Regions from separate parts of the Homo sapiens genome. Here regions 2 and 3 are each linked to region 1. The links are chromatin contacts, found by Hi-C or POLR2A ChIA-PET in ENCODE. All regions are on one chromosome and are shown on one strand. Each heading gives the region's core, a stretch centred on a gene start or an enhancer-like site at or near the end of the contact. The rest is flanking DNA. Distances are from core to core; before and after follow the strand shown.

Region 1 (3,272 bases), core at 122-2,621:
ACAAGGAAACTTCTAACCATTTCTTTTGTGTATTCATGTTTAAAGAAAAAAAGTGATTTAAAAATGATCTTACCTGTACCAGAAAAGCAAAGTTAAAGGAAACAAAATTTGTACCATTGTCCCAAGAGGTATTTTACTGTATATATTGTGGTAGCATGTTCAAAATCCAACAAGTAATGTGAATTTTAGATGTAAATATCTGCCACTTGATTTTTTTTCCCCCTTTCCCCACTTCCTTGACTGCTGTGATGTGAATTAAAGATAAATACGTGATACTGATCCACTGAATTCACTGAATGGGAGCAGAGGATGTGCCCCTCTCCAACCCTTGTCGCCGGGCTCCAAGCCCTTTTTAGCCCTATAGACATGTCCTTTTTGCACTGAGTAGAGCCAACGGTTCCCGCATCCTGCCTTGAAGGCAGGCAGCCAGGAGGGCACTTGAAAGGAGGGCAGTCGAAAAGGAAACATCCTCCAGTGCTTCTCTGGTGATTCCCGGGACCCCACTCAGGAGGTCCCACGGCAGCGGGGGACCCCGAGGGCCTAGCCGGGGAGGCAGGAGGAGGCTGGCCAGCCACCAAGCCACGATTCAGAGCTTGTAAGGGCACCTCCCGAGCCCCTCACCTTCCCACTCTGAGGCGACCCCATGTCCTCGACCGATGATCTGGCCCGGGCGCTTCCCTCCACGGTCTAGAGTGGCGGCCCAGCTTTGAGCTTGGCGCGCCTTGAGCCCTTCCTTCAGATGTCCCGCAGTCCGTCCACCCCGCACGTCTCCTATCAGCCTATGCACGGCGGGCTCCGGTCAGGTGGAGGATCAGCAGGTGGGCTTTCAAAGGTTGGATCCGTTGCCCACGCGAATGAAAGAAGAAAAAAGAAACCTCTTTGAGCCTTGCCTGCGGCCGCCCGCCCTTCCTGCCTAACCTGTTGTCTTGGCTGACCCCAGAACTCCTGCACCACGAGTCGGAGTCCGGGCGAGGAGATCAGCAGGGGTTTTCGAGGGAGCCTGGGGCCCAGGGCAGGGGTACGCGGGTCAACTCAACAGATGTAAGGCGTGGCCGAACCCCATTCAGCTAGCAGTACCCAGCCTCAGCCACAGTCGCTGCCCTTACCCAAGATGGCGGCCCACACCGCTTCCGTCGCTGCTGTAGTCGCTTCCTGCGGCCAGCCCGGGTTCAATCAGCGGCCGACAACTGTCTAGGGCTCAGACACCACCAGCCAATGAGGGAGGGCAGCGTGGAGCCGCCCGTCTGGGCTCGCGGCTCCTGGACCAATGGGGAAGTGGCATGTGGGAGGGCGCCGGGGGGCCCCCCGCCAATGGGGAGCTACGGCGCGCGGCCGGGACTTGGAGGCGGTGCGGCGCGGCGGGTGCGGTTCAGTCGGTCGGCGGCGGCAGCGGAGGAGGAGGAGGAGGAGGAGGATGAGGAGGATGAGGAGGATGTGGGCCACGCAGGGGCTGGCGGTGGCGCTGGCTCTGAGCGTGCTGCCGGGCAGCCGGGCGCTGCGGCCGGGCGACTGCGAAGGTGCGGGATAGGGGGCCGGGGGCCGCGCTCCGTGACCGTTCTGGCGGCGGCGCTGAACCCCACAACATCACCAGACGGCCGGGGCCAAGAGGGCGAGGGCGGGGGCGGGGGCGGGGGCGACAGCAGGTCCCCGCGGGGCCTGCATGAGGAGGCTCCGGCGCCCGCCCTAGTAAATCTTTCTTGGGCCTAGAAAACATTGGTCCGACGAAGAAAAGTTGAGACTAGATCCCGTTGAAAACTTGTCCTGAAATCTCCATCACTCCTGAGTTATTGTCCCCACCACCATCTAGAGGTTACCGCTCCCCGTTCGGCGTCGGGAGCTCCAGGGCTGGCCGTGGGTGCTGCGCCCTGTCTGTTGGGATCACGAAGCTGCACCTCTGGGTCCGCTGTTGTATTTGGAAATTAGCAGCAGCATTTTGATCATTTTTCTCTTCACCTTCCAGTCTCTCCATTTATGAGGTCACAGTGAGTCCCGTCTCAAGGACACGTGTTCACCATGGGCTTAAACTTGATGAAAGGAGCAGGGAGAAGTCGTTTATAGGTCATTGGGTGATGCTTGGTCCTTTGATGCCCTGGGTGTACCAGGGGACCCCCGCCACTTGGAACCGGGTTCTGTCTACCTGTAGACACCTGAGAAAAATCGGTGATGGAAAAGCTCACCTCTAATGATTCATCTCCGTGTCTCCTATTAAAATTGCTGGCGGAGTTCTTTTCTGGTGGATTGGAACAGCTTGGTGATTGCTGAGCATCTCCCGTCCCTCTCTTTTCCAGTTTGTATTTCTTATCTGGGAAGATTTTACCAGGACCTCAAAGACAGAGATGTCACATTCTCACCAGCCACTATTGAAAACGAACTTATAAAGTTCTGCCGGGAAGCAAGAGGCAAAGAGAATCGGTTGGTAAGTAGCTGGTGATCCTCCCCAACTGGCCCTGGCTCATGTTAACCCTCGGCTTCACCAGCCGTTTGATAAAAGGCCTTGCCCACCTCTCTGTTCAGGAAGCCAGCTACTCTCTCCATAAACTAATGTGAGAAGACTGAAGTGCTTCTATGTCCTTCCCAAAGCAGCATGTGTTCTGCAACTGTGATTTTTTTTTATCCTGTTAGTCTTTATTAAGCACCTACTATGTGCTAGGCACTGGGAATATCAGGGGAAAGAAGTGACAGTCGGACACACAAATAATGCAATGTCTGGGTGTCATGAAGAAAATGGACCAGCAGGTGCTGATTTAGAGTGGCCAAGAAGTCTCTGAGGAAGGGTTATCATTGAAGTGGGGTAAGACCATCCCATACAGGGAACAGCAGTGTGAGTGCCCAGAGGCCTGAAAGAGTGTGGCATGTATGTGGACAGGAGAAGGTGACAGGGTGCCTACAGGATAGGCAAGGGCCGAATCCAAGACAAAAGCCCTAGTGAAGCAATGGGTTTTCTAACTTGAATTTCTCTGACAGTCTCTGGCTTTTCTCTCTGTTAAAGGTTTGAACCCTGGTGACACTTAAATTCATTTGGTGGCTGTCAGCTTGGACTGAGCATGTGTTAAGAGTCCAGGGTTTACACTGGCTGAATCTGACTACCAGTACAGGCAGGGCACCGAAAAATGCCGCTGTGGGCCAGGTGCGGTGGCTCATGCCTGTCTTCCTAGCACTTTGGGAGGCCAAGGTGGGAGGATTGCTTGAACTTAGGAGTTTGAGATCAGCCTGGGCAAAGTGGTGAAATCCTGTCTGCACAAAAAAATTTTTAGGCTAGGCGTGGTGGCTCA
Region 2 (3,209 bases), core at 678-3,177, 1.2 Mb after region 1:
GAGCCCGCACGCATACCAGGCTGTGCTCAGGGTCCGGAGGAGGCCGACCCAGTAGCCGTGGGCCCTGTCGGAGGGGAGCCAGCTGGGCGCGCGTTGTTTTCTGAGGTGGCCGCGCTGTCTTTCAGGGTGTGTGTACATTCGAAACTCCACTGAACCTTGATTGAAGACCTACAGTGTGGCAGTCCATGGCCTGGGGACTGGTAAGGATTGAGGCCGTAGGATGGGCTCGAGTGTGGCGGTGTCCCCAGGGCCCCAGTGAGCAAGTGGGTGTGCTGGGAACCTGGCCACAAGTGAACCTCCTCCAGGCGAGGGGATGCCCTGCAGCATCCAGCCGTCAAAACCTCCTGTAGAAACGGGAGCGAGCATCAAGCCTGTGTGTGTGCATGCTTGGGCGGAGTCTACCCGGAGGAGAAAGAGGCTTCCGGGCTGGCCCTCCAAAGCCGGTTGTACAGGCGGCAGCTCAGGCTGCTCACTGCGGGCCCTATGACCCTTTCTGGGGCCCTGCTTGCTCTCTCCAGTCTGCTTTTGTATATTTTGTGTCCATATCACCAAATCGTCTCATTGGTTCTAAGCTTTCATTTACCTTCCTTAGATTGTCTAATAGTTGTCTCCTTTCTCAAAGCTGTTCCTGCAGTTTTTACTTTAGTCCTAGGTAATGGGGTGACAGCCCCTTTCAGTTATCTTCAGCAAGCACAGCAGCATGAGAAGACGCAATTACAAGTGAAGTCTCTTAAGTCAGAGCCCTGCTTCTACCTGGCATAGTCTCTTAAACTGTCAGTTAAGAGACTACATATAAACAATACACGTTCAGACTCGGCGCGGTGGCTCACGCCTGTAATCACAGCACTTTGGGAGGCCAAGGCAGGAGGATCTCTTGAGCCCAGGAGTTTGAGACTAGCCTGGCCAATATAGTGGGACCCCCATCTCTACAAAAAATTAAAAAATTAGCCGGGCGTGGTGGTGCACGCCTGTAGTGGTGGGAGGATGGCTTGAGCCGGGGAGGAGGGGGTTGCAGTGAGCCGAGATTGCGCCACTGCACTTCAGCCTGGATGACAGAGCGAGGTCCTGTCTCAAGAAACAAACAAAAACCATGTTTGGGAATACATGTGAAGAGCGAGGGCTCTGCCAATCATTATCATCATAATGAATATTCTAACTAATATTAATCAGTTACTATGCTCCAGGGTTGTGTTCAGTGCATCATTCCTATTACCGCACTAAATTATCACAGCGTCAGAACAAGGCCTCCGTTTTACGGCTTAGGGAATTGAGGCACAGATGGGCTAAGGGAGCACCTGTAGAGCAGGGATGTGGTTTGGTAACAGAGTGCATGCTCTTTATACTGCTCTTCTGCGATTATTGTGAATAAAGCGCCTACAAGTGCCTGTGGAACTGTAAGTGCCCCATACAAGATAGCTTTTATTAATTTTAGGGTTCTCACGGGGCGCTTACTTAGATTTTTGCTGTGATAATTGATAAAGTTCAGCTTTCAACACTCCATATCAAATTCTGTTACTTTAGAAGTCTAGGCACCAATCACGTCTCCGAAATAAACGCAAGGCATTGCATAATTGCATTTTGGAATGTGGTGCTGTACATAGTCCATCAGAGAGGGTCATCACTTCTATCTGGGTATTAGGAATAAAAATGGCGGTGGCAGAGTAGGGGGCGCGGCTGCCAACTGCGAGCTCAGACCTGCACTGGGGAGGCAGGGGGCGGGGCCGGGCCGGCGCCACGTGGGCTGTCCTTCCCTTTTGGGCCGTCCCACCTCCAGAGCTGAGGCGCCTGCGCCAGCTCCTTCGAGGCCCTGCTCGGCTTCAGGGAGCACGCGCGCCCTGCCGTGCTCTGATTGGCGGAGCTGCACGCCCCCGCTGCAGTCTGATTGGCGGATCCGCCTCGCTTTAGAAGGTCGGCGCCCAGTTCCGGCACTCGTGCGCCTACCAGACAGTGGCGGAGGACGGCGCTCGCTAGTCTCCCAGGTCGCGGTACACGGCGAGAACGGGCGGGGCGGTCTCGGCTGCGTCCGGGCGATCCAGTGCTTAGTTCCGTCATATCCCTCTCCACGACCTCGGTCGAGCATGTTCACCAGGGCCCAGGTGAGACGGATTCTGCAGCGGGTGCCCGGGAAGCAGCGATTTGGCATCTACCGGTTCCTGCCCTTCTTTTTTGTCCTGGGAGGAACGATGGAGTGGATCATGATTAAAGTGCGCGTGGGCCAGGAGACCTTCTGTAAGTGAGGGGGTAGCAGTCTCTGTTTCCTTTCAGGAAGGCACGAGGCGGTAGGGATCCGTTTTTCTGGGGAGTATTCTCAGATTGCAGACCGCGCATTCCACTCAGAGCGCTGGGCGAGTGCAGTTCCATTCGCTTGGCAGTCAGGGCGGCCTGGCTCTCCTGTAGGCCGGGCACATTGGCGTCCAGCCTTGTGACCTTCCCTGCACTTACAGGCGAGATCACGTGCTTCTTCCAGCCCTCTCATGCCTGCCCTTCACCCCTGCCGGTGACATCGTTTGGGCTTAAGGAACAGACTTGCTCACAACAATCGTAGAAGGGGGTGGATATGAGGGGTCAGGGAAACTCCTGCTAACTAGCCATTTCTCTTTGGATTCTTCTGTCCAAACTCTGGAGGGAGCTGATCTGCCTGGCTTTGCTAATTACCACTACCTTTACAGGACAGTCATTGGCACCAGGTCTTTGGTCTGGGTCCAGATGATCAGCACTGTAAAGATAGTGGTAACGCCTGGCACTGCATTACTGAGCATTAACTCTGGACAGGCCAGTTCCTTTCAGGAGGACTTCCCCAACCCCTCGGCCCTTTCTGCTTTGCCCCTCTCCTGAAACGCTATCACTTGTGACTTGCCAACCCACATTTTAAAGAATTGTTACATTAGTGATTCCTAAAGATCCTTAGTCCTTCTGTTCATCCATTCATTGATACTTAATGAGCATTCTTGAGGGGCTATAATGAACAAGGCAGAGGTGTCCCTTACCCCAGAAGAGCTCTAATGGGAAAGAAGATGATAAAGACAATTAGCATACAAAGTGATCAGTGCTGTGAGAAGGAAGTGGGAGGAACATAGGACTCTCGGGTGGGCGCCTCAACTGGACTAGATGGTGCAGGGAAGGCTTCCGGAAGCAGCTACCAAGTAAAGTAGGACCTGAAGACTGAGTAGGTGTCAGTCAGATGAGGGGAAGGTGTGTGGAATTGAAAG
Region 3 (3,363 bases), core at 620-3,119, 2.0 Mb after region 1:
CATTTTAAATGTTAGTCATATATTGAATGTGTTGGGATTAAAAAATTTAGAAAATTGATCATCTCGATTTCTTCCAGAAGTACTACCCTAGCTTAAATATCATTATTTTCCTTCCTAAGGATTCAGAGGCTTTTTCTTACCTTTAAAATGTTAGGTTATTACTATAAGAAACTGGTAATCAACTGTCTTACAGTAAAAGAAAATTTGCCCACCAAAAAACATCATGCAAAGTTACAACTCACTGTAAAATAATAAAGAGGGAAAAGATTTTTGTCATGCTCTATGTGCCAGGATCCAAATAAACAGTAGCAGCTTATTTTTCAATTCAGGTTATTATAGCTTGTATTTCATATTTAAAACAGAACTCCACAATGTAAAATTTTAAAATATTGAAAGCCTTTGTGAAAAACTAGGAAAACTCTAGCCCCAAGTCTTCACCATTTGTCGGCAATCCATATTTCAAAATTTATATATAGGCCAAGAAAAGAAAAAAGATTCATAAAATTTCAAACTAAGGCAATGTCTAAAATAGCTACATTTAAAAAACAATCTACAATTTTATTCCTTGTGGCTTCCCATATCTCCTTCTCTTCCAGGAGGCAAAGATAAACAACGTGATTATAAAAACTCTTCATCTGAATTAACTGTTCATAAATGCCAAATGATTTTCGATAAATTACTGATAAATATAATCTATGCAACTGTATTATAGGGTAAACGACATACTACGGTCATCTTCCAGAGTTCTGTCAGTTTAAGGATTTCGTATCTTATTGAAATGTGAACTCCAGTCATTGGTGAATTCAATCCAACAAGCATTTACGTATTACTTTCTAAGTGTAAAGCCTGTAGCTGAATGAGTTAATTAGGAAGGGTCAATTACAAGAAAGTGGGAAATTATGCTTTTTAAACAACTAACAAAGCTTCAAGCAGGGGCTAACAAGAATCAGTGAACACACTGAATGTGACTTTTCGGACCCTCCCCAGTGCACGAAAGCCAGAAAGTACTGAGTCCGAGGGGAGCATTCAGAGATGACATCACCAGCATCATAGATGGAACAAAACACATTTACAGGGTCTCTCTTGTTTGTACAAAGGTCTTCGGGGATCCAGTGAACACGGAAGCCCTTTTCCTAAGTGCCTTGGAATCTTTTCCGAAACTCTGTGTAGTTCGATTAAAGCCGGACCCACCCACCCCCTCCTTCCAAGAATCGAAACTAATTGGATTTTAAACTTTAAACCCAAATGACCTCTGCGACAGGGGCTCTCATTTACGTTTGCCAGGGGGAGAGGAGGAGTGTTTATTTTATAGATAATGTACATATAATTTATCTAATAATCCGCAAAGCCTCAAACACAAGCTTTCAGGCACCCTTTTGACCCCACCGGTCTTATAACTCCCAATGTATCTGCAAAGAAGGCAGGTCGCCCACGTCCCCAGACCCGACGCCAAGGGACTGATCCTGCTCCAATCCTCCCCTCCACTGGCTTTTCCTTGGGATGTCTCGAGCCACTTCTCTCACTCCTATCCCCCAATCCCAAGCGGACCCGACACCCCTCAGGCTCTGGCTAGGCTCTTGGCCAGACCCTGGCCTCGTCTCCACCGCCCTGGCCTCTTAGTGTGCCCCCCCACCCCACAGTAACCCGCGCGGCCCCTTTAAGAGACGGCAGCGGCCGGGTGGCCGTCCTCAGGGCCAGGCGGCACTCACCCACTGGTTGGCCTTGGGGCAGAAGGTGTACAGAGCGACCTGGCCCGTGAGGTCTGCGATGCTGGTGATATAGGGGTCGTGTTGCTTCAGGGCCGCTAGGCTCATCTCCTGCCCAGCTCGACTCAGCGCCTCCATCTTGAATCCCAGAGCCTAGCCCCTCTGGTGGGGGCGGAGTCGCGGACAGGAAAGTGCCATCGAGGCAAAATTCCCCCATCTGCGTCAGTCCCCTCAACTTCCGCCTCTACGCGGGCCTCGCGGCAGGGCGGTACGTCAGCCATTCTGGTCCGCCGCGCGCACGCTCCGGGCGCCGGGTTCCGGCGTTGTCAGGGTCCGCGGCCCTACGATGTGGGCGGTGTCCAAGGCTGCGTAGTGGAGCTTGCAGGCTGGAGCTCCGGCGCTTCCTTTCCCTGAGCTAAAACGACTGGGTCCTGGGATCTGGCCTCTAGCTCGCCTGCCGAGCTCTTTCCAGGCAAAGGTTGGAGACCGCCGAAGTGCCGGCCTCGCGGTGCGCTGTCTGGCAGGGCCCGGGGCCACAGAAGGAAAACATGTCTGTGGAATGTGGAAATGCGGGACTCTACCGGGCCCGTTTAGAGAGCACAGAAAAACATGGGGGAAAGGGAGAGGCGAGAAGCCCAGAAAATTACCCTAGGTCTCAGATATGGATGTGTCGACCTAAAAGGAAGAAGACTCTGGGGCAAAATAAATGCAAGCAGAGAGTTTATTTGGGCCAAGCTTGAGGATTGCACCCCAGGAGCATAGATTCAAGTTGCCTTGAATATATACACTGATTAGCAGAAGGTACAAGTGGATTTTTTTTCTTTTTTTTTGAGACGGAGTTTCACTCTTGTCGCCCAGGCTGAAGTGCAGTGGCGCGATCTCGACTCACTGCAACCTCCGCCTCCAAGGTTCAAGCGATTCTCCTGTCTCAGCGTCCCCAGTAGCTGGGATTACATGGGCGCGCCACCATGCCCTGATAATTTTTGTGTTTATAGTAGAGACGGGGTTTCGCCATGTTGGCCAGGCTAGTCTCGAACTCCTGACCTCAGGCGATCCACCCGCCTCTGCCTCCCAAAGTGCTGAGATTACAGGCTTGAGCCACCGCGCCCGGCCCTTTTCTTTTTTTCTTTTTGAAACGGAGTCTCGCTCTTTTGCCCAGGCAGGAGTGCCGTGGCACAATCTCAAGCTCACTGCAACCTCTGCCTCCAGGGTTCAAGCGATTCTCCTGCCTCAGCCTCCCAATTAGGTGGGATTACAGGCGCCCGCCACCACACCTGGCTAATTTTTTCTTTTTCTTTTTCTTTTTTTTGAAATGGAGTTTCGCTCTGTCGCCCAGACTGGAGTGCCGTGGCGCGATCTCAGCTCACTGCAACTTCTGCCTCCTGGGTTCAAGCGATTCTCCTGCGTCAGCCTCCAGAGTAGCCGGGATTACGGGCGCCCGCCACCACGCCCAGCTAATTTTTGTATTTTTTTTAGTAGTGACGAGGTTTCACCACATTGGCCAGGCTGGTTTTGAACTCCTGACCTCAGGTGATCTGCCCTCCTTGGCCTCCCAAAGTGCTGGGATTACAGGCGTGAGCCACTGCGTCTGACCCACATAAATATTTTTGTCCAGCCCTGGGAAGAGTCCATGAAGGGTTTAATTTGTCTTGCTTCA

What was found. Hi-C counts contacts between places; a loop is a spot of excess contacts on that map. ChIA-PET counts read pairs that join two places held with the same protein, here RNA polymerase II (POLR2A). Pooled maps may share reads with other maps.
Region 2: a loop to region 1 is called in a map of CD14-positive monocyte, with 5 times the contacts of the local background. The contact joins the promoter of UQCC5 here to the promoter of MANF in region 1. A Hi-C loop is called at or near these places in 2 of 168 maps with a recorded cell type or tissue (B cell and CD14-positive monocyte), 4 of 37 single-sample maps with no recorded cell type and 12 of 50 pooled maps. POLR2A ChIA-PET finds 5 or more read pairs at or near these places in 1 of 52 experiments (OCI-LY7).
Region 3: a loop to region 1 is called in a map of naive thymus-derived CD4-positive, alpha-beta T cell, with 12 times the contacts of the local background. The contact joins the promoter of DCP1A here to the promoter of MANF in region 1. A Hi-C loop is called at or near these places in 1 of 168 maps with a recorded cell type or tissue (naive thymus-derived CD4-positive, alpha-beta T cell) and 13 of 50 pooled maps.

The regions. Positions count from the first base shown.
Region 1 is chr3:51,383,920-51,387,191 of GRCh38, forward strand. It overlaps MANF (mesencephalic astrocyte derived neurotrophic factor), which reads left to right and starts at 1,372. Exons shown (of 4, transcript NM_006010.6): 1 at 1,372-1,517; 2 at 2,289-2,416. The coding sequence starts at 1,424. DOCK3 (dedicator of cytokinesis 3) reads left to right here. Exons shown (of 53, transcript NM_004947.5): 53 at 1-279. RefSeq lists an enhancer at 788-1,137 and a silencer at 1,198-1,567.
Region 2 is chr3:52,534,678-52,537,886 of GRCh38, forward strand. UQCC5 (ubiquinol-cytochrome c reductase complex assembly factor 5) reads left to right here and starts at 1,928. Exons shown (of 2, transcript NM_001124767.2): 1 at 1,928-2,229. The coding sequence starts at 2,079. It also overlaps a transcript of NT5DC2 not described here. RefSeq lists a silencer at 1,614-1,913 and an enhancer at 2,247-2,780.
Region 3 is chr3:53,345,674-53,349,036 of GRCh38, forward strand. It overlaps DCP1A (decapping mRNA 1A), which reads right to left and starts at 1,870. Exons shown (of 10, transcript NM_018403.7): 1 at 1,710-1,870. The coding sequence starts at 1,844. RefSeq lists enhancers at 878-1,468, 1,469-2,059, 1,595-2,364.